Linked DNA regions of Mus musculus: region 2 is linked to region 1. The links are chromatin loops, found by intact Hi-C in ENCODE. Cell type or tissue: left cerebral cortex. All regions are shown on one strand. Each heading gives the region's core, and the rest is flanking DNA. Links, peaks and the distances in the headings are about the cores only. Region 1 has its middle 38 kb from the start of Gm34554. Region 2 overlaps Mirg (miRNA containing gene).

What was found. Peaks named below come from ENCODE experiments on the same cell type or tissue, not always from the same donor. Only the 100,000 strongest peaks of a DNase experiment are listed, where the experiment ranks them.
Region 2: a loop joins it to region 1, with 2.0 times the contacts of the local background. A loop is called at or near these places in 5 of 42 quality-filtered maps.

The regions. Positions count from the first base shown.
Region 1 is chr12:109,954,500-109,965,580 of GRCm38, reverse strand. No RefSeq gene overlaps it. Among named protein-coding and RNA genes, the nearest start is that of Gm34554, 38 kb to the right of the region's middle. In left cerebral cortex, for the core only: a CTCF peak has its summit at 6,653 (motif pointing right); a DNase peak (open chromatin) is centred at 6,668.
Region 2 is chr12:109,749,143-109,759,042 of GRCm38, reverse strand. Mirg (miRNA containing gene) reads right to left here. Exons shown (of 8, transcript NR_028265.1): 8 at 9,585-9,900. Among named protein-coding and RNA genes, the nearest start is that of Mir3072, 6.2 kb to the right of the region's middle. In left cerebral cortex, for the core only: a CTCF peak has its summit at 8,870 (motif pointing right); DNase peaks (open chromatin) are centred at 8,366 and 9,092; H3K27ac peaks cover 1,534 bases.

The sequences.
Region 1 (11,081 bases), core at 5,469-7,968:
GGGATGCTAGGGATGCTGGGGATGCTGGAGATGCTGGGGATGCTGGGGATGCTAGGGATGCTGGAGATGCTGGGGATGCTGGGGATGCTGGAGATGCTGGGGATGCTGGGGATGCTAGGGATGCTGGAGATGCTGGGGATGCTGGGGATGCTGGGGATGCTGGGGATGCTGGGGATGTTGGTGATCAGGTTGGGAACTCTGGGATCATTCAGGCTCATCTTCCAGCACTAGGCACACATGAGATGCATAGATATATATGTAGAAAAAAAATCCTATGTACAAAATTAATAAACCAATCTCAGGAAAAAATTTAAAAAAAACAACAAGCAAACAAGACATACTTTGGGCTCCAGACATCCAGTTTTGACCTCTGTCTTCTACATCCATAACTTAACCACAAGTTGTAAAGTCCCTGATGTGAAGTGTCCTTGGGATGGGGGCGTGTCCATGTGGGTAGGGCAGTCATTTTGAAACCACAGTGGCCCCTTAGCTTTCCACAGATGAGACGATCCCATACGTCCTCCCTAGCTCTTGGAGTGAGGAGACTAAAGCAGACAGCACTGAAGCCTGACTTCGCATCCCATCCCTTCCTGCCACACTGGCACACACGTCCCCACTGGAGACTGTTCCCATCCCTTCCTGCCACACTGGCACACACGTCCCCACTGGAGACTGTTCCTTTCAACCACTCCAGTGTTTTCTCTTCCTCCTCTTCCCACAACTAAGGGACAATCTCCAGAAAATGGAGCTAGGAAGTGGACTCTGGAATCCCCATGGCTGTATATCTCTGGAGCTCATAGAGCCTCTGGGATGCCTCGGGGATCTGGAAAATGCATTTTAATCAATCAATCAATCAATCAATCAATCAATCAATCAGCCAGTCAGTCAGTCAGTCAGTCAGTCAGTCAGTCAGAGTGTGTGTGTGTATGTGGAGAGAGCATAACACATTTGAGCATTCTTGGCTTTCTACCTTGTTGAAGGGGGTCTCTCTTGTTGAGGGAGGTCTTTTGTTGAGAGGTCTCTCTTACTGAGGGGGGTCTTTTGTTGAGGGGTCTCTCTTACTGAGGGGGGGTCTCTGCTGAGACAAGGTCTTTCTTGTGGCTGTTGTGCTGTGTACTCTAGACTACTCAGCCTCTGAGATTCCAGGCAATGCTCCTGTCTCCATCTCCCATCTTGCTGTAGGACTTCTAGAATTACAGGTGTGTGCCACCACATCTGGCTTTTTCCTTGGTCTCTGGAGATCAAATTCAAGACATGCGGCTTGTGTTGTTTGCCTTTTTACCCAATGAGCAATCTCATCACCCCTAGGACACACTTAAAATTCCAATGAGCCCTGAAGCTGGGACTTGCAATTATCTTAATGATTAATTTGAAAGTTTTTGAAATAGACTTTCTTATTAAAAAAAAAAACAGACAAAAGAGATGTGGGGGCTTCACAGGTGTGGTTGTACGTGGTGGTGGTGATGGGTACACAGAGGATGTGACTATGTATAGGGTCTTTGTCCACCATGTCTGTATGGTCAGGTACCACCTTCCTTATGCCCTTTATCAAGTGAGCTGAGCCTAGGAAGGAGAAACTCAGATGGTGCATCGTAACACTCGAGTGCCACCAAGGTGCAAGATGTATCTATTATCCACGTGCTGCAGGCGCATGTACAACAGCTTCCCTAGATGCCTACCGGAAGCTGAGAGGACAGTGTTGCCTCACCTAGCTCAAGACAGGGATGGGACACTCTCCCAGATCGGTGAGCCTTGGCCACCTGTATCAGGAGCAACTTTTCCATCCTTGCTGAGACCTTCTCTCCGTGGGGCTCTATTAGGGAACCTCAATGATCAGCTCAAAAGACCCGAGGCACCTGAAGGGGAGATGGGAGCAGGAAAATGCCACTTGGTAATTTGCCTTTCGGGGTTCCAATGGCACCTCTCAGGAACTGGGTTCTCAGAGCACAAGACATGCGATATACCAATAGCTGTGGCCTCAGCTGCCTGTGTACAGCCACAGTGGGAGCTCAGAACACTGGAACCAGGGACACAAAATGCTAGCTCCAAGACTGGAAGAGAGGGCCAGGAAGAAGAGTCAGAGCCTTAGGTATACTTTTGCCTGCTAAACTTTTAGGAAGCATGGAGAGAGGATGTGCATCAGGCCCAGGCAGGATCCTTTGGGAAGTTCTCATCAGACTGGACTGGTAAGGATCCTCCCAGCTCCTGGTGATCTGCATTGTAGAAAGGATGGAATACACCTGCCTTTATAGGAAAGCATTCATTCATTCATTCATTCAGCCAAGAAATGTGTATTGTACTGGGGAAGAATCTTCAGCATGTGGAGGGTCCTGGGTTTGATCCCAGATATCAAAAGGAAAAGAAGAGACAAGAAAAGAGAGAACGTATTGAACATTAAGCATCGCGCCAGCCTTAAGGGATGAAAAATCAACCTTGTCTCCTGCAGTCTTGCAGCTGTGGTCTTAGGGAAGCAGGCAGATGGGCACAATGTAGCCCGAGATAAGGGTTTTCCCCCTGCTGATTTTTTTCATTTGTTCATCAAGTGTCTCTTGTGAACTACTTACGCCTCAGAAACCAGCTAGGCTTCTACCTGAAGCCCCTGACATACAAGCCACAGTCTGTGGAGTGGCTAGTGGACACAAATCTCTGAATAGCTGGGGAAACAGTTAGTTTGTTGGAAAGAGATGATGTACTATCCCCTTTGACCCAAGTGGTTTATTGGAAACTTTGTATTTAGCAGACAGTGTTGGATACAGTCAGCTATTAGCAGATACAATGTATCCATCTTGTATCCATCCTCTTCTCAACTGTGTGTGGACGGGGGACCAGAGGCTGTTCTCCCTGGAAGCCATGACTTGATCTCTGGCTGCAGAAAACTCACAGCTAGTTGGGAGAAAGAAAGCAACATTTCATAGTTCACTCAACCCCACCCCACCCCCACCCCCACTCCCACCCAAAGTAAATGTTCTGAGCTCCTGTGAACGACGCGCTGGACTTTTCTCCACCAATTACCTGCTAATTGAATGACTCCTTGTGACCTTCCCTTTCCTGTGCCTGACAGTGACAGAGTTGGAGAGGTCTTTGCTTTCTAGACAGGTGAAGAATAACCCAGAGAAGAAGAGCAGGCAGAACTGGGTTACAGGGGACACCCTGGAAAAGCTGGCACTGTTCACAAGAAGGTGGCCTGCTTTTATGCTGGTTACCATCATAATCTTTTCAGGACACTCTGTTGCATTTGGCTCCTGAAGTGAAAGAGCGGTCTTTTTGATTAAATAACTTGGTTCTTTCAGGATGCTGGACCACCAGGGCAATTAATTCATTCTTTACTTAAAGTTTTCAGTACAGATTTTCTCCATTTCTAGGTAGAGGTGGGAAGGCTTGGAGGCATACATCCTTAGGTTCAGATACTTGGGAGGCTGATCAAGGAGGATCATAAGTTCAAGGTTAGCCTGGGATATAGAGGGAGACCCCGTCTCTCAAAAGCTGAGAATTGTGCCTGCTGATAGAAGATCTGCCTAGAACGTGCAAAACCATGGGTTTGAGCCATGGCACTTTAAAATAAAGTGGAGGTCTAGAAAGAGGGAGGAAGGAGATGGAAAGTTAGAGATGGGGAGAAGAGTGTTCAATTATTCCTCCAAGGTAAGACCAGGGACTGGGTGTGTTCTCTACAGGTGCCAAGGGACATGTTCCTCGGAAAACTGGACTCAGCTTTTGTGATTCATTCAGGAGCAGGACTTGCCATAGTCTCTGCATCCCCGAGTCTAGACCCAGCTTCTCAGCGCTCACTGGCTATCCTGAGATCCTCAACTGTGTCTGGGCTTACCAGGCCCACAAAGAAGCACAGCTAACCTATAAGCCCACTCTTTCTCATGTTCCCTTTCTTCTTTCTTGACCCCTCCACTGTGCCCTGGGTTACTTCAGCAACTTCTTGGCAGGGTATGGTCATCCTTAGCCACAGCCCAAAGTGTAAACCTGAGAGCCAACTTTTCTGTCTTTCTAATGGGGTCAAGATGTCACCCACTCCTTCTCAGAAATGTATCCCATCTCTCTTTCTGTTTAGACTGCAGCTAGACTTAGTGGCCAACTGTCCAGGCAGTCAGTGCTAAGGGTTGTAGCAGAGTGAGTGGTGGGGTGCGTAGGCACTCACAGCTTGGCTGTATGCTTCACAAGGGTGTGTGCGCACTTCTGCTGGTCCCAGAATATGCCACAAAGTCCCCTGTGTCCTGGGCTGCTGGCCTAGGAGGAAAAGGACATCTGCATCACAGCGTGTGTCACAGTTATGCTTCCTCGCTGTGATGTGATGACTATTTTAACTAAGACACAGATATTGTGTTCACATTTACCTACTTGTCTGCAAGATGTTCTGTAGTATTTAATTTATTTACATATCTATCTCTCCCTCCTTCTCTTTCTCTGTCCCTCTCTTCCTCCTTTCTCCCCTCCCTCCCTCCCTCCCTCCTCCCTCTCTGTCTTTGAATATCTGTGTGTGTGTGTGTGTGTGTGTTGTGTGCACACACATGTGGAAGGCATGTGTGTTCGTGTGCATGTATAAGTGTGTGCATGCACATTTGTGAACACGAGCGTGGAGGCCAGACACCAATCTTGAACACTGTTCTCAGGAGTCATTCATGTTGCTTGTGAACATGGAGCCCACTGATTTAGTCAGGCTGCTGGTTGGCGAGCCCTAGGGATTTTCTCACTCCTCCAGGGCAGGCATTACAAGGGTGTTTGCCACCAGAGCTGTACTTTTCGAATGGGTTCTAGGGATGGAACGCAGGTTTTCATTCATGCATGAATGTGTCCTTAGAGTAATCTCTTCTGTAGTGTGACTGAGCTTTGCAGTGAGCTGTGATGAAGACCACAAGACCCTCTGCTCCTATGCACATGGGCTTTCTGGCCTGCTCCACAGGCCTCATGGTGACCCTGGGGTTCTTTTGGCTGCCATGCCGTTCCCCCTCTACCCCTTCTTCTTCTGATCCCTGAGACTGATCAAGTCAGAGGCCACAGAGGTTTCTTGTTGTGCCTTTCCCTGAGTCTAGAAGCAGTGAGGGAAAATCCCACTGCCCAAGGCCTGCCTCAGGAGAGTGTGAAGCAATCTCTCTTGTCCTCCATGAGCAACCCTGACCTGACAATACCCTGCTAGACTGGGAACTCTTTGTGGAGGCCGTGGTGGGGTTAGGAGACAGGGAGAGCATCAGGGTGTGCCTCGGGGCCTACCAGGTTCTGCGAGTGTATCAGTAGACAAGGGAGATGACCATCCCTCCTGCTGTGCACCTCTGTCCCCAGGAGAGGCTGTCCATCGATCTTCTTTCCAAGGGCGTGCTGGCTGCATGCAAGTGCATAGGCTCACCACTCCAGGTCTGGGGTCTCGAACTCAGGCAGCTGCCCTAGGATGTAACCACCAAATGGACTTTTTTCCTGTTGGCATGGGGTGGGGGGTGGGGGGCAGAGATATGGGGTTACCTGAAGGACCTGGAGCAACACCCAGGAGGTAAGATCTAAGATTCACTAAGGAAGCAGAGACCCCGGAGTGCTCTTTAAGCCTTCCCTATTTGGACCTAATAGAAGGGAATATCCACACCAAACACCTGAGGGGCCAGCTCCTCACACACAACAGATGGCCAGGGTCTGAGCTGACACTCCCTCTCATTTGGATGGCCTTGCAGACTGAGGTCATCTGCAGGATCCAGGCAATGGGCTCTCCAGACCCTTTAGACCCAACAACCTGAGAAGGGAGGTTTGCCCTGAGCAGAGGCAAGCCCCACAACAAGGAAAGATAAGCTTAGCATCGCTGTCAGATCTAACAAATAACAATGCAGATCACTAGTTAGTGTGGGTTCTAGTGTTTAGTGCTAGCATGTTCCAAACATGACTGCTTATCAGGAAGTTGCATATAACTGGACACCTGACATGCCACTCAGGAATCCAGAAAGGAGGCTGACTTCTGACCAGCCATTGAAAACTCTCCCTACCTGTTGACCCCATCCTCTGTTGCATCTCTGACCATGAGGGTCCCTCCACTTCTCACTGCCAAGCTCTTTGCTCCCAAAACTCCCTCATCCCCAGTGATCCTGACAAAGTGCCCCATTGGGTGGGAATTGGCCTTTAGCCCCCACTGCTACATGGTGGGTTCCTGCTTCTGGAAATCTTGGAGGCTTCAGTTTGGGTTCCCCCCTCTAGTTCACCTCAGTGTTAGAGGAGGCCCGAGGGTGTCCCTCCATGGGGGAATGCTGAGAAGTCACTTGACACAGCTCCTGGGTCCTTACCATCAGACCCTGAAGTGCTAAGCTCACAAGATGTTGCTTCTGAGCTCTGACACCCCTCAGGAAATGACTGAGAACTATTGCCAGGGCATGACTTAGCAGAGGCCACCAAGAGCTGGTGGCAGAGCAGAGGTATCTTCAGGTGGAGGACTTTGGGGTGCTGGTCATTTTCTTTGAGCTCCTGGTGGTATGGTACCGGAGGCGGCCCCTCTCTCCCCTAGGCAGGGTGGAGTGTCCGTTTGCAAGCTGACCGAAACTCCGTGGGTCTGGAGGTCTCAGGCCAGAAATGTTTTCATTTTCCCAGAGGGTAAATGCGCTCCTGCCTGGGTGGTAAGTGGAGCCCTGTGATTGGTTTACCATCTACTCTAGCCCCAGGCCCTTGGGCACGGAGGACGGCCACTGGGGGGCAGTGCTAGCCAGGAGACCTGGCAGGGATCCACCCTCCTCCCGCCAGAGGCCCTGCGGCAGGGAGCTGTGCATACCAGACTCTTACTCACAGTGAGTGAGGATCAAGGTAGTGCTGGACTCTGGGCTTTCTCCTAATGTCCAGAGCCACACCCATCTGGACTCCCCCCTCCATCTCTTTCTCTCCCAACACACACACACACACACACACACACACACACACACACGCACGCACGCACACACGCACGCACGCACGCACGCACAGGCTCAGATTAATTTACCCAGCCTACTTCTTTATCTCCAAAACTGAGCCCAGTGTCCAGTGCCGCTTTGAGGGTGCTCCACATTCCATCAAGGTCGCTCAGCCTCAGCTTTGGCCCTGGGATGGGTTATGCTGCACTGACTGTCCCCCTTGCTAGACTGCAGTGCCAGGAAGTCTTCCATCCTAGCCAGTCCCAGTACCCATTTTACAAATGGCAAAACCAAGGCCCTGAGACAGGTAGTGACTTACCCAGGGACACACAGAAAATTAGGAATGGTTTCCCTGTTCTTCCTCTACGCCCCTTCTGCATACACACTGGGTGGCACTCAAATCTCGAGGACCTTAGGAGGCCCACCCCTGCATCAATGTCCCCCATGTCCTTCCCCTGCAGATTCCAGACCTCCTAGGGCCAATGCCTAACACTCTCCTGTGTCCTGTACTTAGCTCACAGTGGGCCTCACTGCAGGCAGGGCTCTTGCTTTCTGCAAATCTCCTCTTCTGTGGAATGGGGCATGCCTGAACCCTTGAGAGTCTGCAGGGAGAGAATGTATGCAAATTCCTGGAGAGTTCCAGGTGTTTAGGCATGAGCACCCAGTGGCCATCTATCTGCATTCAGTCTCCCTACCCTGTCCCAAGGTCCCTGGTGCTCTCCCACTGATGCTCCTGTTCTAGACGCCCCCGCTCCCCAGCCTGAGACAATGGATCCACCTGGCAGGAGGCTCATCTGGGCTCTGAGATACTGCCCCCTGTCTTCTTCAGTATTCAGTCCCAGGCAGGGTGGGCTCAGAGAGAAGAGATGCCCTGTGGCTTGGCACACACAGAAGGGACAGGGTGGAACATGTGGGTAGCCTGTGGCTTTCCTTAGGAGGTGTCCACCTGTCTGCTGTTGCAAACAATCACACACACACAGACACACACACACACACACAGAGAGAGAGAGAGAGAGAGAGAAGAACAAGCCATGTGAGGGAAGGTGGCAGCAAAAGGGGGTGTTAGGGGAGACATTCCTGAGGAGGCCCCGCAGTCATTACACATCAGTAGCTGGGTTTTTTTGTTTTGTTTTGTTTTGTTTTGTTTTTTGCCTCAGCTCCTCAGAGAGCTCCTCCGCGTGTCTCCTGGGCTTTGCCAGCTACTCTGAAGCTGCCAAGGTTTTCTGACATGGAAGCACAACTCTCCCTCACTTCTAGGCTGAGTGAGCTGTTTCCCATGAGTCTCAGAGCAAGCCAGGGGCAACAGCAAGAGCAATAGCATGGATGTACCAAGGCCACTGTCCCTGTCCCCTTATGCTGCCTGTACAGCTGCCCTACCCTCTCCTGTGTGTGTGGGTGTTCATGTGTTTGTGTGTTTGCATGTATGTGCATGTTCATGCGTGTGTGTGTGTGTGTGTGTGTGTGTGTGTGTGTGTTCATGTGTTTGTGTGTGCATATTCATGTGTGTATGTGTTCATGCGTGTGTTCATGTGTTTGTATGTTTATGTGTATGTATGTATGTGTGTGTGTGTGTGTGTAGGCCAAAGGTCAATGTCAAATGCTTTCTCAGTCACTTTCCCACCTTAATTTTGGAGACAAGGGTCTCTCATTGGCCTGGAGCTCCCAGGTCCGCTAGCCTGGCTGGCTGGTGAGCCCCCGGGATCCTCTCGTTTCCTCTGCTGGGGTGGCAGGTACACACTGCCTGGCTTCTTACAGCATTCAGCTCCTCAAGCTTGTGTGGCCTGCACGTCACCAATTCAGCCACCTCCAGGCCCCAAGTCTTGTTTTGAACAGTTCATTTTCAAAGCCTCCTCACAAGCCGGCTTCCTCTGTGTGCTTGGTGGCTTCCGCCCAGAAGTCTGGCCACAGTGTTTACTGCCCTGTGGGGTGGCCTGGAGGGCTGGCGTGGGGTGGTGCTTCCCACATTGCTGAGAAGTTTGGTGGGCAGAACACCCAGCTGCCCACAGTTTCCATCTTAGTTCAGCCAGGACAGCAGACACACAGTCAATGGTGATAACTCAACCCGTGTTTACCTGGAATCTTCCACGTGGGAGGCAATGACCTCGCTTGGAACCTGAGGATGGATTCAGTGTGGATGTTCTGGGCTGGAGGAATAAAGAGCACCACCTTTGAGCAGGCCAGACCACCATCGTGCTATATGACCAACGAACCATCTCTGTCTTCACTTGGCTTCCAAGTCACCCCCAAGAAAATGCCAGGACCTGAAATCCCACCATCTGAGTCAGAAATTCCATCCTGGAAGGGAGGTTCCTGTGTGTCCCTAGGAGGACAGAGTTGTCCTAAGACCTTCGAGGTCAGGAAGGTTGTAGGTGTGAACCGGGATGGGAATGGAGGTCAAGGAAGCCGTAAACTTCGCTTCTTGGGCTGGCGGTCCGTCCACATGGGGCCCCGGGGGATATAGCTGCATCTGTTTCATAGCTGGTATATGTTAGCCATTACTGAAGCCCAGCATTACTTTGAGAAGGTGTGGAGAGCCTTTGGGGGCCGCTTGGCAGGAATCTGACATTGGCCATGGACGGGGAATTGGGCATCAGGCAGGAACCTGACATTTGGCCATGACAAGGAAGTAAGTTCATGCAAGAAGCGGATTTTAGGGTGGAGCAAAGAAGTAGGCTTCAGGCATGAATATGACTTTGGGCTAGGACGGGGAAGTAGGCTCAGTTATCTCGATGATCCTGATAAGCTCTTAGAAACACTGGTTGAGGGCGTGGCCACAGGATTTTGTTTATTGTCTTGTTTGTTCCTTGACTATTTATTTGTGTTTATTGTCTTGCTTGCTCTCGGTTGTACTGCCCGCCCTTAATACTTGCATGTAATTAAAATCAGATTGGGAAAAAATAAGCCTGTCTCGGCCTCAGAACCAGCTGGTGTCCTGCTACAGTTTTGTCTAATTGTCTTTTTTTTTTAAATCCTCACTCCCAGGCTGGAGAACCTGTCGACTGACTGAGTGTGCTTGGTCAGAAGGTCTGACTCGGTCTCCAGGGAGGACTCAGCAGAAATGAGTGAACTACAATGTTCCAGCACTCCCAGAGAGCAAATGTGTGGGAGAAGAAGAGCTGAGTGACAGGAAGAAGCAGATGCAGGCCAGTGGCTTTGATTGGCACTTTTAATTTGTCTCTGAGACTCCTGACCACCAAAGCAAAAGTGGAAAAGCCATCAGTACCCACGGTTGCCTTGGCTGTTCCTTGCATACTGTTCCTGTCAGGGCACTCGGGGAATCTGTGGTACTCCCGGGGAAAGCGGACAGGCTGCGTTCTCCATCCTGGAGACAACTGTCCCGTGTCTGAGTGGATCTGCTTCTCTGCACAGCTTCATTAGGGGATGGCTCCATCAGAGACAGTGGTCATCCGGCGCTCTAGAGAGCACAAAACCTTCCCAGCCTGGGCCCTGGGAGATGAGTTCCCTTCCCAAAAGCTCCCTCGAGACGGAAAGCTAAGATGGATGAGATCTTCAATAGTGGCTGGAGGGCAAGATAAGTCTCGTGAAATGGTTTCTCAGGAGGTTCCTCAGTGAGAGCCAAGGGCACCCTTCCAATCCACAGAACTGCCCCTTGGGAAGACAGAGGGTTTCCCACTGCCCATTTGGGGGATGTGGAGGGAGGAGTGGTCATATTGCTTATGTTGGGCACTAGAGCCAGGCCCTGGCAGGAGATTTATGCTCAAGGTTCAGTTCACCTTCCCATGCTTTCTCTCTGAGCCCCCCCACCCCCCAATGGCAAAGGCAGAACACAGAGTACAGTACCCTCCTCTATGGCTACGCAGCAGTCTCAAGGGCTAAACCAGCCTGCCTCCATCATGTTCTTAAAAGCCATCCCGAAAGTAAAAACAAGTTAGGCTCATTCCTGTTCGTGATTAAACCTCTGTTTCTCAAGAATTGGGCTATGCCCCACCTGGAACCTTAGCTACAAATGATTCTGTACTGCCTGTCTCAGGAAATGACAGCCTCGTCTTTGTTTCTAAAGGTTGTTATGAACCACCTGTTGTTATGACTACAGAGTTCTCATCGCCTTGCTATGTTCTGCTCCTGTAATCCTGCCTATTTTGCCTGCTAAATCCCCCATTTGGAAACCCCCTACCCCTGAGCTATAAACCCCCCCTATCTTCCCTAGGTCCAGTGTTGATCTCTGGAACCCTGCCTTTAGGGGGAGACAGCCCGTGCACA
Region 2 (9,900 bases), core at 7,401-9,900, 210 kb after region 1:
TCAGTCTGGTGGTTCCTCAGAAAATTTGAAGTAGTTCTATATGAAGACCCAGCTATACTACTACTGGGCATATACCCAAAGAATGCTCCAACATATAACAAGGACACATGCTCCACTATGTTCATACCAGTCTTATTTATAATAGCCAGAAACTGGAATCAACTCAGCTGTCCCTCAACAGAAGAAAGGATACAGAAAATGTGGCACATTTGCACAATGGAGTATTACACAGTGATTAAAAACAATGACTGCATGAAATTCACAGGCAAATGGATGGAACTAGAAAATATCATCCTGAGTGAGGTAACCCAGACTCAAAAGAACACACATGGTGTGTACTCGCTGATAAGTGGATTTGCCCAAAAGCTCACAATGCCCATTATACAATCCATAGACCATATGGAACTTAGAAGGAAGAAAGACTAGGGTGTGGATGCTTCAGTCCTGCACTTTGTGGGGGAACAGGATGATCATGGGAGGTGGAGGGAGAGGAGGGCCTGGGAGGGAGAGGAAATAAGGAGGCAGTATTAGGAACTAGAAGAGATGTGAGAGAGGAATAGACGGTCAGGAAACCGAACAAACATATGTATCAGGGGGAATGAGGTACTGGGAATAGCCACTGGAGGGTCTCAGACACCAGGGAAACGTGAGGCTCCCAGGACCCAACAGGGATGACTTTAGCTGAAATTCACAGAGAATGGGAAGATAGAACCTGTAGAGACTACCTCCAGTAGAAAGGCATGGCCCCTGGTCAAGAGATGGGGATACCCACCCATCTCAAAGTTTTTAACCCACAAATGTTCTTGTCCAAAGGAAGAACAGGGGACAAAAAATGGAACAGAGACTGAAGGAAGGGCCAACCTGGAACTGCCCCACCTGGGGATTCCATCATGTCTGCAGAAACCAAACCCAGACATTGTTGCCATGGCTAAGAGGTGCTTGCTGACAGGAACCTGGTGTGGTGGTTTCTTGGGAGGTTCAGCCAGCAACTGACCAATGCACATGTGGGTGCTTGGAGCCAACCATCAGACTGAGCTCAGGGAACCTGGTGGGGGAGCTGGAAGGAGTGGCGGAGTGGAGCAAGATTGCAACTCCTTTGGGAGAACAATATAGGCTGGTCTGACCACCCAGTTCTCTCAGAGATTAGACCATCAACAAAGGAGTGTTCCTGGAGGGATCCATGGCTTCAGATACATGTGTAGGAGAGGATGGCCTTGCCTGACAGCAATGGGAGGGGAGGCCCTTGGTCCTGGGGAGATTGATGCCCCAGCATGGGGGGATGCTGGAGCAGTGGGGCAGGAAAGTGTAGGTGGATGAAGGAGCAGCCTCATACAAGCAAAGGGGAGGGGGGAGAGTGGGTGAGGGATGGGAGTTGGTGAAGGGATAGCCAAGAAGTGGGATACCATTTGAGATGTAAAGAATCAAATGTGTAATAAAATAAATAAATAAAAAGGAAAAAGAGAAAAGAAAAAAAAGAAAGATTGAAGACTTGGGGAAAAAAAGAAAACAAGCAAAAGCCGAAACAAAAACTCAAATCTTGAACTAATCAAAGCAATCTTGAGCATCAAGATCTAACCTGAATGCATCATGCTACCTGTATTAGTTAGGGTTCTCCAGAGTCACAGAACTTATGGATAGTCTCTATATAGTAAAATAATTTATTGATGACTTACAGTCGGCAGCCCAATTCCCAACAATGGTTCAGTCGCAGCTGTGAACGGAAGTCCAAGGATCTAGCAGTTACTCAGTCTCACACAGCAAGTAGGCGAAGGAGCAAGAGCTGATTCAGAGGCCATGGAGGGATGTTTTTTACTGGCTTGCCTCACCTGGCTTGCTCAACCTGCTCTCTTATAGAACCAAGACTACCAGCCCAGAGATGGTCCCACCCACAAGGGGCCTTTCCCCCTTGATCACTAATTGAGAAAATGCCTTACAGTTGGATCTCATGGAGGCATTTCCTCAACTGAAGCTCCTTTCTCTGTGATAACTCCAGCTGTGTCAAGTTGACACAAAACTAGCCAGTACACTACCTAACTTTAAATCATATGGCAAAGTTATAACAATCAAAAGGGTGTAGCATGGAGACAGAACTCCTCGCCCAGTGAGCCACTAAAGAAAGTCTAGAAAGTAATCCATGGGTGTTGGAGGTTGCAGAGAGCATCAGGGAATACATCAGGGAATGGATGATCTTGTCAATAATATTGCTGAGAAGTAGATGTAAAAAGTATGTCACATGGCTTCCAGGATACCATCTACCCCCATTTCTGACACATTGAGGTGGGGACCAAAGACGAAAAGCTCTGATATGACCTTCCTCAGTGGAGAGGCATTGTTCCATGAGGACCTTCCATAGTTCTCAGCCAGAAGCCCTAGCTGGAAGCCAGTGTCCTTGGTCCCCCTCCCTGATCCCTGCTGCTACAGGTCAGGTATAGTGATGGTCTCTGGCAAGCCAGGCTCTCCCTGAAGGCCACCTTCAGATTATACATCCTCTACCATCCTCAAACATCAATTTTTCATCCTCCATCACCCCTTTCCCCGGTGATCATCCTAGCTACCCCACCCCAGTTGAGTATTCAGTAGTCCTAGGCCAAAAGAACACTCATGAAACCCTGGTGCATTTCCTTAAGTCCCTGAGCATCAACGGTCACATTGGCAAGTCCTCTGGTCCACCCAGGTTCACAATCCTTACTCACCCAGGGAGAACCTTTAAGCTTTCCTGGAGAAAACTCCATCAGGCCCTTTCTGACCCAAGTGCTCTGTCCAGCAGCTCCTTTCCTGCCCAGCTGCTGAGCCAGACTGAGGTCTTTGAAGGTTCTTGTGACTTGACCTTTGCACCATGTCAGCCCTGGGCAGCTCCCAGCCACCACCCTTGCTGGCCTTGTCAGGGAGCTCCATGTAGAATTGGCTTCCTCTAGAAAAGGAGACAGTGGACTGTTGCCAGATGCCAGGGATAAGGAACCAAAAGGATGTCTTGCAGGTAGGCCTGCCTGGGTATATATGCATGGGTATATATACATATAATATATGTGTGTGTATGTATGTGTGTGTGTGTGTATATATATATATATATATATATATATATATATATATATATATATGTGTGTGTGTGTGTGTGTGTGTATTTGTATGTATATGTGTATGTTTATATGCATATATGTGTGTATATATATGTGTGTGTATGAATGTACATATGTGTGCATGTATATAAGTATATGTAAATATACATATAAACATATATGTATATATGTACATGTATACACACACACACATATATATTCACACACACATACATATATATATATAGTATATGTATATATACATATATATATATACACACACACACATACACACATACACACATACATACATATACAGCCACTTCCTCACTACCCCAAGCCAGACATGGTGTAGCACTGCCAGAAGGCTGCTGGGACTCACTCCTGCTGTTTCCCAGCCTGCTGTTCTGCTGGGGAGTAGCACATTCCTGTCATCGTGGGACTCAGAGGAAGGTGGGGTACCTGGGAGAGGAGTCCACTGGCTCTACAGTTGGTGTGTGGATCACACGGATGCATAGCACCTAGCAACTGTGTTGGGACCCCATATGGAGTCGCGTGATTAACTGGGATGGTGACCAAAAAAAAAAAAAAAAAAAAAAAAAAAAGGCACCATTTAAGGCTTATACATGCACCAGGACAGAAAAATCATTCAAACTCAAATCCACAGTAATTCCGCCTGTTTCTGGCAGCGCTCACCCATGCTGTGTCCCAGGACTTCACTGCACCCTTGATCTGAACACACAAACTTATTCTCAGCACAAGCTGTCTCACCATGCAACATCAACAAAAGCCTCCCCGGGGCCTCGGTTCAAGACTACTATATGCAGTGGCCTGCAGTGTTTGGCTGCTCATACAGAGCGTCCTGCTTCTATGGAAATGTAATGGCTTAATTAGGGAAATCGAAGACTTGGAGGGTTTTCCTTGTCATGTTTCTCAGTGTGCATCAAATTAGTGAACCTTTGGAGTCTATTGTGCTACAATATTTGATTTTTAAAACGGTCATTTGAGTGGCTCACTTGATTTTTATTTTATTTTTTTCAGAAAAAATCTTTAAATGGATTTTGGCTTGGGAAAGGCTCTAAATACATTCTGTACCGTGTATCCATGTGAAGCGGTAGTCTCAGCTTTGATGGTTCTGAGATCAAAATATCCACCAGCTCCAGAGACTGAACCATCAACCAAAGAACATACATGGACTAGACCTAGGTGTCCCCAATCATACGTAGCAGGTACACAGCTTGGTCTTCATGTGGGTCCCAAACAACTGGAGCAGGGGCTATCCCCAAGCTGTTGCCTGTATGTGGAATATGTTCTTCTAGCTGGGCTGTCTTGTCTAGCCTCAGTGGGAAGAATGAATCTAGCTTTGCAGAGACTTGAGGGACCACTTAGGGGAGGCTCTACCTGCTCAGAGGAGAAGGGGAGAGGAGATGGGGGGAGGATTGTGGGAGGGGATGATGGGGAGAGGGCAGTGAATGGGATGCAAAGTGAATAAGTAAAAAATTAATTAATTAATTTAAAAAGTAGCCACCAACTCTGTTGAAGAGGCTCTTTGTCCTGAAGGGTCAAATATTCAGCCAATATTTAATTATTTATATATATATTTTTAAAAATCTATCTCATTGTTATGCAAATTTGCCATAATATTTAATGTTTAATGAATTGGCAAAATATGTACAGCAAAGTGTTTTTTTAAACTTTATGATTTACCTGGACACGGTGGCACATGCCTTTCAAAAGATGGAGACAGGGGTAGCTCTGTGAGTTGGAGGCCAGCCTGGTACACTGTGAGTTTCAGGGCAGCCTGGGCTATGTCCTGAGACCTTGTCTCAATGAATGTTTGATTTGTATATCTGTTTTGTATACCTGTCCCAGGTGACATGGAAGATTTTCAGGTGAAGGCTGAGGAGGGGGCTCAGCGAGTATAATGTTTGCTGTGCAAGCGTGAGGACCTGAGTTCAAATCCCAGTGTCTACATAAAAGCTAGGCAGGGCAGCACACACCTGAAGCTACAGCACTGACAGAGTGGACATAGGAGGACAGCTAGGGCTTGCTGGCCAGCCCACATGACTGAAATCAGGGAACAAGACAAGAGTGACAGGGCAGACACCTGACCTTGTCAGGTTTCTACATGGACATGCATGGGCAACACACACATATACATATATATGTGTGTGTGTATGTATATATATATGTGTGTGTATATTTATATACATATATGTGTCATGTATATATGAGTTTATACATGTACATATATGCATGCATGTATATATGTATATGTAAATATATACATATATGTGTGTATAAGTACATGTGCATGTATATGTATGCATATTCTTATATGTATATATGTATACATATATGTGTGTGCTGTGCACACACAGGACCAGCAAGAGGAAAGTGATTAATTCTCCTGAAACAGATACTGAGGTGTGGACTGCATCATCTTTGCCCCAAGCCCAGGGAACCAGCAGCCTGAAAACCCAGGCACAGCCCCACTATGGATGAGGAATACCTCTTCCTTTTAGATCTGCCAAGGAAATTGTCAACATAGAAGGAAAATGCAGGGGACTATGGCAACAAGCAGGGAAGAAATAACAACTCCCTTAGTGGTTAGGTCCTGGGGACCCCGTGTCCCTTAACCTGAGATCGCTCACTCCCCACCTAGGGTTCTGTTAGCAATCCTCTTTTTCCATAAGAAAGTGTCCAGTGGTACACTCTGATCCTAGCTCTGTTCCAGGTATAGTGTTGCTGGTGTCTGCATCAGGCATAGGGTAAGTCAGGAAAGCAAAAGAAGGCTAAGAGACCTAGAGATGAGGGAGCATCTGCTGCCTGCTGGACACCACACCCAACATGGCCTCCGGTCCCAAGAACCCAAGGGGTTCTATCTATCACCTATATTTATCTACCTATCTGTCAGTCATATCTATCTATCTATCTATCTATCTATCTATCTATCTATCTATCTATCTATCTAATCTATCAATCGATCTACCATATCTATCATCTATATTTCTCTACCTACCTGTCATCTGTTTCTCTATTTTTATTTCTCTATCTATATTTATCTCTTTCTGTCTGTCTGTCTGATCTATCATCTATCTATCTATCTATCTATCTATCTATCTATCTATCTATCTATCTATCTAATTTTTCCAGCAAGGGTTTCATGTAACACCAGCTGTCCTTGAGCTGGCTCTGCAACCAAAGATGAATCTGACCTTTCTTCCTTTAGCTTTCAGAGTTCTGGAATTCTCTGTGTTAGCCACACTCCCACTTTATGCAGTGTTAAGGATTGAACCCAGAGCTGCATGCATGCCAGGCAAGCACTCTACCCTCTGGGCCACATTCCTAACCCCTTCACCTGAACCCTGTCCCTTTCTTCTAACCCAGTTTCTGACACAGTACACACTTGTCTCCATTTTTTGAGCCCCTCTCCATTCTTGTCATCAGATGCTCTGCCTACATCCTGGGTTACTCTGCACCTTCCGACCTCATCTAGGGTTCCCCCACAGAAATCTTGGTCCTCAGGTGCACATCAGCCCTTAAAAAAATCATGGCTTTGGGGATTGAACTCAGGGTATTAGGAAGCACTGGATAGTTCTACCACTGGGCCATCTTTCTATCTGCCTGGGAGGGTCTCTTGATGGCCCAGGTCTACCGCTGGGGGATCGCCTGCTCCCCCAGAACCATCCAAGGAGGTTTAGTTGGAACCCAGATGCTGATTGGAGCATAGTGTCTTTTCTGTTTGAGGGTTTCTGTCCCTTGCTAGGGGTACTTTGGAAGGGTATCTTGGGAAGATGGCTTGGGAGTGCACAGTCACCGGATATAGGCAAGCTTCAAAATTCGACTCTGTGTTTTCGTGAGGAGTCAAGGGACACTGTTGTCTGATTCTGGACTGAGGGGTGGGGGTTGTAACAGTCTATGAATTAACCTTAAAGAGGGTATCCTAAACTCAGTGAGAGATTTGGGGTGGAACTGTCAAGTCAGTAAGAGCTTTGGAGGGAGCCACAACCCAATGAGAACCTTAAAGGGGGTGCCCAACTCAAGAAGAGCCTTGGAGGGAGCCCTCAAGTCAAAGAAAGCCTAAAGCACTGCCAAAAAAATTTCCCCTTAGTTATCCTGTTTGTGAGGAGGATGGAGTTGATCCCAATGTGTACCTAAGGAAACTGAGGCTGAGATGAGAAAGCCAGAAATACCGGTGGAGGATAACACAAGGAGAGCCCTGAAGTCTATACAGTCAGGCAGGCAGGCTTTATCTACTTATTCATTTCTTTATTTTTAAAGATGCATTTTATTTTGTTTATTTTTTTTTAAACTTAGGTTCTTCAGCTGCTGGGCTTATTTTTATTTAATGTGGGTACTGGGAATCAAACTGGGTCTTCTGAAATAAGGCATGGGTGTAGCCACTGAGCCGTCTATCCAGCGTCAGACACCACTTTCTTCTCTAATTGAGTGTGTGTGTGCGCATGCGATCGTGCACGTGGAGGTCAGGGTTGATTGACATGAGGTGCCTTCCATCACCGTGAGCTTTCACAAATCTTCACGTTGCATTTGTTTGTTTATCTTGTGTGCATGCATGTCAAAGCAAGCATACGGAGGAGGTCAGAGGACGGTGTGCTGACATCAGTTCTCTGCTTCTACCATGTGGGTTGTGAGAATCAGACTCTGACTTAGACATGGGCACTAATACTTTTTTTTTTGGTTATTTTATTTATTTATATTTCAAATGTTATGCCCGTCCCAGTTTTTCCTCTGGAAGCTCCCATTCAACCCCCTCCCCCTGCTTCTATGAGGGTGCTCACCAAACCACCCACTCACTCCTACCCTCTCCTCCTTACTATTATTCCCCTACGCTGGGACATCGAGTCTCCACAGGACCAAGGGCCTCCCCACCTATTGATGCCAGCCAGATAAGGCCATCCTCTCTGCTACATATCCAGCTAGAGCCATGGGTCCCTCCATGTGTACTCTTTGGTTGGTGGTTTAGTCCCTGGGAGCTGGGAGGAGGGGTATCTGGTTGGTTGATTTTGTTGTTCTTCCTGGGTTCTTCCCTACTCCTTCATTGGGGACCCCGTGTTCAATCTGACACTTGACTGTGAGCATCTGCATCTGTATTGGTCAGGCTCTGGCAGAGCCTCTCAGGGGACAGCCATACCAGGCTCCTGTCAGCAGGCACTTTAATGGTTCTCCACACGATTTTAGTGTGTGTGTGTGTGTGTGTGTGTGTGTGTGTGTGTGTGTGTGTGTGAGACATTTCTCTCACACACAGTCTGGAGATTCCTGACTTGGCTAAGCTGGCTGGCCATTGAGCTCAGAGATCTCTCTGTCCTTGCTTCCCAGCATGCTGAGGTTATAGACTGTACAGGTACATACTACTGTGACTGCCCTTTTACATGGGTCCTGGGGCTCTGAGCTCAGGTCCTTATGCTTGCATGGAAAGTACCTTACTGGCTGAGCTATTTCTCCTATATACTGGTGTCCTTCTGCTGGGGAGCCCCCCACCTCACCCTATCCCATGTGGGTTGGAAAGGCCACCTTCTGCCTGTCATGTCTGTCAAGTGCATGATCATTTTTGAACTGTTTTTCAAAGGTGCACTCAGTTTCTACCTAAGAGACCTGGGGAAGGAGCTAGAAGTCTGAGCTAGAAGTCTTAAGGGGATGGGGGTAGCTGGAGACTTCAAGGGTCTCTCTGCTGGTCTGATTAGCTGTAATCAAAGCCACCTTACAGGAGGGACAGGAGACAGGCTATCTCCCAAGCCTCAGTTTCCTCCTGTGTCACAAGCAGCCATCTATGAGAAGTGCCACCAGGGGGCTGCAGAGGGACGCTAGAGGGGCAGGTGCCCCCACCTAAGCCCTCTCAGCAAGACGGGGGCTGCCTGCCTGCCTGCCTTTGTCTTGACAACAGGAAGAAGGGGGGATGGAGTCCAGGTCCCCCTCCTCCTGCCCAGCTAGCCCAGATGAGGTGGCTGTGTGGGTGGGCGGGCAGAGGCTCTGGGGAGAACAGTGAGTCACTGCCGGCCAGAGCCTGAGCGGAGCGTGTCCCTCCCGGCTGGAGAGAGCGGTGGCGGCAGGTTTCATGGGTAATTATGTAATTTATGAGTCTCCTGCTCCGGGCTCTGTCTGAGTCAACCCTGCCGAGTCGTGACCAAGCTGAGGCCCAGCAATGAGAGGCGCGTGGGCACAGGCTGTATCCCAGGATCTGGCCTCTGCCCTAGGGGGTTCAGCTTGTACAGATGGAGCTGGAAGGGGGTGGGGCTCATGAGACCCTAGAAGGATAGAAAAGGGTATCTTTTCATGTCCCCGGCACTTGAATCAGACTATGGGGCTGGTAGTGTGTGTGTGTGTGGGGGGGAGGGGGCCAGGAATCCAGGTGTGAACCCCTGCTTCTGGATGTTTGCTTTCAGCCAAGGACTGACGACAGAGACCAGAGACATCCCAAGAGGTCCCTCTTGAAGGAGACCAGACCACACTGTTAACCCCCATGTGCCACTTAACAAAAGTCCCTCTGAATACAGACACGCAAGCATATTTACATTATATGACATATGTTTATTATTCAAAGGGCTACACACACTGAGAACTTTGAAAGCCAAGAGCAGAAACCCCTCCTTCCCCTCCCTGCTCAGTCCCCTGGGTCTGCCTACCCACCCCCCACCTCAGGTTCCTAAGCAAGGGCTGCTCAGATCTGGAATACAAGGCTCTGGGGTGGGAGTTGAAACATGGGTGAGAAGTTGGGGACTCAGAGGTAGATGGCACAGGGCGCAGTGGGGTGGGGTGTGGACAGTCCTCTCAGGTGGGCCGCGGGGAGCATCTTCTGGAGTCAAACATCTTTGTTGTCGGTTGT